Linked DNA regions of Homo sapiens: region 2 is linked to region 1. Evidence: chromatin contacts called from ENCODE Hi-C data. All regions are on one chromosome and are shown on one strand. The core of a region is the stretch at or near the end of the contact, and the rest is flanking DNA. Distances in the headings are between cores, read along the strand shown.

What was found. A loop is a pair of places that touch in the nucleus more often than their neighbours do. Pooled maps may share reads with other maps.
Region 2: a loop to region 1 is called in a map with no recorded cell type, with 6 times the contacts of the local background. The contact joins two enhancer-like sites. A Hi-C loop is called at or near these places in 14 of 37 single-sample maps with no recorded cell type and 10 of 50 pooled maps.

What each region holds. Positions count from the first base shown.
Region 1 is chr9:31,345,559-31,349,636 of GRCh38, forward strand. No RefSeq gene overlaps it. Among named protein-coding and RNA genes, the nearest start is that of LINC01243, 34 kb to the right of the region's middle. RefSeq lists enhancers at 1,588-1,657, 1,688-1,747. Within about 2 kb of position 1,678, at least 7 of the 41 ENCODE cell types and tissues checked have a DNase peak (open chromatin) inside an H3K27ac peak, as active enhancers do.
Region 2 is chr9:31,540,571-31,544,648 of GRCh38, forward strand. No RefSeq gene overlaps it. Among named protein-coding and RNA genes, the nearest start is that of LINC01243, 160 kb to the left of the region's middle. Within about 2 kb of position 2,026, at least 3 of the 41 ENCODE cell types and tissues checked have a DNase peak (open chromatin) inside an H3K27ac peak, as active enhancers do.

The DNA.
Region 1 (4,078 bases), core at 428-2,927:
TTCTATTTTACTGATTGCTGTTACTTTAGTTATTATATTCATCTTTCTACTTTATTTGCATGTAGTTTGCTCAACTTTTTCTGGAAATCTATGCTTATACTTAAGTGGTTCACTTGTAAACTGCCTATATTTAAGCCTCTTTTTATAAAATCTGACAGTTTTTCTAATGTAATTGGAGTGGTTAGACCATTTATATTTAATATAGTTACCGATGAGGTTGTTTTAAAATATACAAGCTATTGCTATTTCCTTCTGTTTTTTCTTTTTACATTTTTGTCTCTTTTGAGGAACTCAAGTAATTTTTTATTTTGTCAGCACTATTGCATTTCACTTTTCCTATTTTAATGTTTACTTAGCACTTTAAAATACATATGGCTAACTTGAGCTCAGTTTGAATTAATATTTTAATAATCTGTTAACAAGAATAACAATCTTTTGTTATTATTGATATATAAATAAATACCATATTTTATTCTACTTAAGCCATACATCCAAAATTACACAGATCTTTTAATGTTTTATTATAGACTTTTATCTTTATCTATATTAATCTATCATTCTCATACTTTCCTGCAGATTTGTGCTTCTTCCTGAAAACATTTTTCCTTTACCTGAAGAGTAAATTTTGTTTTTTCTATTGTGGGTATGCTGGAGACAAATTTTTTTCAGCTTTCATTTTTCCAGTTATCTATTTATTTTACTTTCATTTATGAAGGATATTTCACTAGATTAAAAACTATTGACTAGATTTTCTTTTCCTTTTTGCTCTTTAAAAATGACATTTTATTGCCTTCTGGTCATCTGGGTTTCATTATCAGTGATGACAATATTTAAGTTTTTAAAAGCATTTTTATGAAGCCTTTATGATATGCTTTGGGTTGGTGCATATGTGTATTTGTGTTGTATTAATCCTGTTTGGGGTTTAATGAGCTTACTGAAATTCATATTAAAGGTTTTACAAATTTAGGAGATTCTTTCATATTGTATCTTCAAAATTTTCTGTGTCTTAATTATCTTTCTGTGTTATTCTCAGTCTCCTAACATGGAAAAATATTTGACATTACCTCAGAAGACTGATACTCTGTTTTAATTTTTTCTTTTATTTATAAATTAATCTATGCTCACTCTATACTTTGTATAGTTTTATTAATGTATCTTAAATTCTCTAAGCCATTTTTTCTTCTGTGACAAGTCTGCTGTTACCCTATCCAAGCAACACTATTTAAGATTTTAAAAAATTCTTAGTTGAAGAAAATACATTTGGTTCTTTTATAAAATTATAAAATTTCTGTGAAAATAATAATCTCCTATTCTCAGCCATCTGTTAAAATGACCAATACTTTCATTGATTTTGTCCACTTTTCTCTCTGATTTTTCTCTTATTTGTAATCATTTTTATAAAGTGTTTTTTCTAACACTTAGGTTGTTTGTTGTTCTGTTCCCATTTTCTTATTTAACTGTTGAATATGAATATTAATTTTACGGTTTTCTGCCCCTTATGTAAATGTTTTTTGTATACCAAATATTGTGTTCAAAAAAAATTGTAATTTGACCAAATACTATTATATTTTTCTCTTTTGATATACATTTACACGCAGGGGACAATACTTTAATCCTTTCAGGGCTGAGCTGAGTTGTTTGGCCTGTTTGTTTTTGCTGCTGAGTGAGTTTCAGTTTCCTTTTAGCTTCCTGTTCTTAAGAATAACATGTGGTTCCGTACATCTAGCAGGATGTTGTGATATAAGTACAGCAGGACTTCAAAGACTTATTTCTGTTTTTCAATCCATCCTCCAGCCTTCAATTCTATTATGCTTTCAGAAAATGTCCTGTAAAAAAGAACTGGCAGGCAGGAAAAACTTAGCTGTATATTTGGGATCCCACATACTCGAATCTATCACATCAGTTCAAATGGTTGCTATCCATTCCGCTGGTTTCTCCTTATCCCATAACAGTCCCTTTAAGTTTGGCAGGCTTGATCCTCTACCCACCCGTGGCCGAGGTTTAACATATGCCTGAGAGAAGGAAGAGATCACTGGTTTCTGTTTTTCTAGAAACTTCTGGTATTTCTCTGGAACATAATCATTAAGAGTCTTTTGAATCACCAGCACTTTTTGCCTTTAAAAACATAGGACTTTTAATTTATCTAGGAAACAATTTCCAAAAAATGGAAACAATTTTTTCTTACGAATTCTACATTCTAGCTAGAGCAGAATATCTGGAGACAAAGAGCTTTAGTTCAGTATAATAGTGATGACTGTTAATGTTTATTGAATACTGCTGGATGTAAAGTTTGACACTAATCACTTTAAATACGGTATCTCACTTAATACTAGAATGTATTTAGTTATCTCATTTTAAATCAAGGAAAAAAGAATCGTAGATGTTAGTATTTTTCTAAATATCAAATGTTGAAAAAGTGTGCCACAATGAGCTTTGAATTCGGATGTAATTTCCTCAAGAGATGACATATTATGTTGGCTTTGCTTGATGTAGACAACATATAGCATAGTGACTTCAATTTGGAACCTACTAAAAAACCTTATGGGGAGAAGATAGTACTACAAAGGCTTGGAGAGGGACAGCTGTTGGTTAGTATTCATGTAAACACACATACACTGCCTCCTGGCACACCTGAGATGGGAGAGCCAACTGTCTTAAAGTTTCAGTGATGCTGAAAGCATTCTCAATGTTCTGATGAGAATAATATCCACTGAATCAGAAATCAAAGAAATCAACCTCACATGCTATAAGCTTTTATCCCCTACAGCTAGACAGGTCAGAGACAGACCAGTGATGGTCAAAAGATGCTGAAAATTAACAATTGATTCTAAGCATTCTACAGATGATTACTAATTTGTGAGTGTTAAAGAAGTATACTGATTTACCTTTTAGAGGTCAGTATTGAAAGTGTGGAAAAAACCTTCCACAGGATCTAAAGATTACAGCAACAATTGAGAGGCACTTTGAAATTTGTCAAAATGGGAGAGGATATAAGCATTTAGTTTGGTAAAATAGATTCAATCCAAACAACTGTGCTATCATTATCAGCATGAAACAATGTAATAATCTGAATAAGAAGGCTCTGTTTTAAAAAACAGTTGCTAAAGTGTTATGATAACCTCAGAAATATCCCAAGAGGAATGAAACTCTAAACAGAAAACAGGAATTCAAATATTTTTCTCTGAATCGATATTTTATAGTGGGAGAATGATACTTCTCCAAATTGACATTCAGATTTTCAAACTAAAATGTTAATCTTTATCTTTCTGTCATTCATTATCTCTTCTCTGAGCCAAACTCATAAAGACAAAGGTAACATATGTTAGAAATGGAAATGATCATTTGGGCAATGCGTACAATATCCTGCAGCTCCAGTAAAATTATTTCAGTTTTAGTTGTTTTTCTCACATTGGTGTAAATCCTCCCAGGGTGGGGAGAATGGAAAGCATATTACTTCAAATCTTCAAGAAGATCTTCTTTAAACTAAGACAATTTGCACACACATTGTTTCATAAGTGGGAGCTGAACATTTTTACACATGGACACGAACATGGGAACAATAAACACTGGGGGCTACTGGGGTTGGGGGAAGAAAGGGGAGGGTTGAGGGTTGAAAAACTACCTATTGCATATATACTCACTACCTGAGTGATGGAATCATTCATATCCCAAGCCTCAGTGTCACACAACATACTCATGTAACAAACCTGCACACGCAACCCCTGAACCTAAAATAAAAGTTAAAATAAATTGGACTATAAACTTCTCATTTTAATTATAAACCAATTCCAATTTATTTATTTCCCAATTTGCTGTTAGTATTTACTTAGTAACTGTGATGAACCAAAATATAAACATTTTACACTAAAAATTATACAGCAAATATGAGTTGACTTAACCACTATGTCCTTAAGTTCCCCTTTATCCAGTCTTCTATTCCACTATCTGTTTCAATAATGTCAAGATCCTCCAGCTGTGTTTCTTCATTCCTGCCAATATGAGACGTGTAACTTATGTTTAAGTAACAATTTCAATGAATGAACTATTTCTTACAATAGCAAGGAATGTACTACTCCTG
Region 2 (4,078 bases), core at 776-3,275, 200 kb after region 1:
CATGTCTTTCCTAGTGTTTTCTCTCTTAACGCAGCAGTTAATTCAGGGAGTTTCTGAAGATTGAGATTGCATTCATGAGATTTTAGATTATATAACACAACAAACTCCTCCAGGATAGTGAACATGTATTATTCTTGTTTATATTGCCACATCTGAGTTACTATTTAGAGAAATTAACACAACACACCTCCTGAATGATTCAACTAGTGAACCAATACATACAAAAGGGAAGCTGAGATAAAGAACTTACTCCTGGATAGAAAAGAACCTACCTACCGTTTTAAAAAAGGCATTTTAAAGTCGGTATTGGACATCTTTTAACACCTAAAAGCACGTGACCTCTTGTTCAATGTATTTGTGGAACTTTTACAGGAATTGTACCGAAAGCTGTAGTAATACAGAGAATAACAAAGTAGAATTCTATAAGGCCCTCAAACACTTGTGATAACTTGAATTTGCTGCAAAACTTTCCCATGGCTGGTAAGTAGAATATGTAGCAGGCAGTGAAGCAGGAGAAGTCAGCACAACTCACAAGCACAGATGGAATCTCAATAGTATGAAATATCTTTTCCTTAAACCAAAAAGTAACAGATACTGAATTTGCCCAAGACAAACAAATGTGTCTAGAGATTCCATGGGAAAATACAATAATTGTCTTCATATGAAAATTCACCTAATAATGAATGACAAGCCCATTTAAAAAATTTTTCTTTTTTTTTTTTTTTTTGAGACGGAGTCTCGTTCTGTCGCCCAGGCTGGAGTGCAGTGGCGTGATCTCGGCTCACTGCAACCTCTGCCTCCCAGGTTCAAGCAATTCTCCCTGTCTCAACCTCCCGTGTAGCTGGGATTACAGGCACCTGCCACCACGCCCGGCTAATTTTTGTATTTTTAGTAGAGACAGGGTTTTGCCATATTGGCCAGGCTGGTCTTGAACTCCTGACCTCAGGTGATCCGCCTGCCTCGGCCTCCCAAATTGCTGGGATTACAGCCGTGGGCCACTGCACCCAACTTAAAAAACAAACAAACAAAAAACTTCACCTGGTGTTTAGCTAGTCTTAAAACACAGCTTGAAGAAAAATCAACAAAACTGGACCCTTGCAAAAGAGACAAACTCCTCTTCAGTGCTTATAGGCTGAACCTAGACAAATTCTGAGCTGTTTGGACCTGACAGGCAAGAAGCACTGGGAACTGACTGTTCTCCATGCTTTCCCCAGGATGGCAGAAAGCTTATAATGTGTAAAAGCAAGCCCTGATAAATATAGCTCTCTGTGAGAACGCTGACAAATTCACTCCCTCATTTAATGAAAAGCTGCCAAGTGTGATGATATTTCTAGGAATGGTGCAAATGAGCCACTGTGAGAATGAAAAAAGAAAAGCCCAGGACAGACGCTTTTCTATTTAAAAACAGAAAGCAGCACATTTGTAAGAGCTATTGGACTGATGAGCTTCTTTCAGATATGTACCCTTGTTTTTAGCAAAGAACTGAAAGTATCATTTCAAGAACATCAATCAAATACAATGCTTAAAATTCAAGTGCTTAAGAAACATACAGATCTTCCTTTGCTAAAGTTGAAGAAGCACTATTCATCTTGAGCTATTATGCAGATCACATAGGTGTAACATGGCAACACTATTTTTCATTTAAACCTTGTAAACTTGGCCGAGGAAAAGGAAGCATGCTCATAATCACCGGGGGGAGACAAGCAAGGAATTTTAGAAGCACAATTTAATTCTTGTTACAAACAATCAACTGAAGTAGGAAAGTCTAGATTTAATAGCCCGTGTCATAAACAGACAGCATACCAGTGTTGTCTTTACTAAAATTCTGATTAAAATATCCAAAAAGATTTTTAGCACTCCAATCAACCATTTTGTGATATGGATCATTTAGCAGAGGTTATGTATCAGCTCAGTTCCCATTTAGGTCAATAGATTGCTTTTGTTCTGATAGATTCACGTGCAAGGCTCACCCTACAGGCTAGATGAGAAAGGGCAGCAGCTGTCTTCTGCTTGCTCAATCCTAGCTAAGGCAGATAACTACAGCCTGAAACTCTAGCTGTTTTGCAAGTAGATGTGGTTTGTAACAGGGTTAGTGGCCCAGAGAGGGCCCCACAAATTCTCCAGTGTTATTAGAAAACATTATTGTGAAATGATTCTGTATGACTAATAAGAGTATTTCTATTTACCGAATGTTGAACTCTTTGAAATGAAAGCCTCCACGGAGCTTATCTAAAACCATTATGAGTTTCATAGAGTGATGTAAGAACTTTTGTTTTCCAGAAAATAAACACCATATGAACAAATACAGCAACAAATATCACAACTCTATCCTATATCAAACAAACATATCACATCAGTTCTCTAACTTACTGAAAACAAGAGACCTCACAGGAGCCTACATTCAGAAAGATTTTCTGTGTAGTCTGACAAGAAGTGTTTCCCTAAACGTGATAATCACGTTTAGGGAAAAGTGCTGCTGGATAGCTGAGCTCAAGATTAAATGGATCAGGATCAGACAAAAATTTCAAAATGATTTTTTTCTGTTCTATTTGATATTCTCTCTTAAAATATCAGACTTAAGAACAAATATATTACAAATGTACTATTTTTAAGGGACAGATAGACAAGTGATAATCACGGGTTATCTGTTTGCTTCCAAACATACAGATACACAAAAACACACATAAAGTGAAATAAAGTTCTTACTCCATTTTTACTATTTTTTTCAACAAATATAAGATCAGAGTTACGACTTTTTTCTTCTTTATAAAATAAGACTCCTAGAAATGTTTTTTTATATTTGTACCTTGCTCAAACACAAAATAAATTAGCATTGTGCCTACCTTTTGAAAAAAAATAAGCAAGAGTATAGACATAGAGTATACTTTAAAATCTTAATTATGCTGTCATCATTAAATAAAAATTATTACATAACACCTGAAAAGGCAGTGATAGTAGTTGAGCTTATATTTGGAAAATGAATCAAAAAACAAAAAAAAATTTCTGTGAGAAGAAACATGAGAAACTCAAACATTTATAAATATGTGCAGTTGAATGAGCTGTATGAACTGCTTTAAAGAAAACACTCCTTAACATTGGACAGAATATATTTTAAAAGTAATTTATTTCATGCATTTATTATTTATTTGCTGCACTTTAAAACATACGTTTAAAATGAAAATTTGGCTATGAAGTTTTCTGTTTGTTTGGTTAACTTCTTTTTGGAAATGGGAATCCCCTGTAGAAGACAGAATTTATGTCACATAAGTATTAGCAACCCATTATGTGTTGTAGTATCATGTAGTGCCTATGGTATAATCTGTCCTGAGGAAATCTGTTGGTCAAGATAGCTATGCATAGTTAGAGATGAGGGATCAAATTAGAAAATCAGAGTAGTGCTTCCTTTCTCTTCTTCCTTTTAGGCTGCTATAGCAATAATCAGTCCAGGGTGAGCTCCCACTTATGGAGAAGGCCAAGTCAGCCTTGTGCTCTTATCTGTAAGTTCATCTTGTCAACCACTAAATAGCACAAGAGTGATATGGTGTAGTTTCGAAGGTGGAAGAGAAACTGTATATGTCTATATAGCCCAGTTCAGGAGAAACCTCTGCTTTGGAATTTTATTTCAGGAGAAAATTAAATATATATAAAATCTGTTACTTGGCTTTCTATGACATCATGACGCTATCTGTTGTGCCTGTTTCTTAACAGAGACATCACAGGGACATTTCATGGGCTCAAACAAGAACACATTAAAGTAAAATCAAATACAGTCATTTTTTGCTTAATATTAGTAAATATTATTAAACTAATAATTGTTAATATTAACAATTAATATTAATAATAAATAATTTAGTACACTGCTTATAGAAATTAAATATTCTGCCAGAAATCACTAACTTGGAGCTTATTATTATGCTAGGGAGGAACAACTTGATATTGCATTATACTACTACTACAAAACTCTAACCAACTTCCCCAAGCAGAACCAAAACAAAGTAAACTGCCTGTATAAAGGAACCACCTCACAACTAAACAGTAAACGATTAAAACATCACTTTCTGATTATCAAGCAATATGG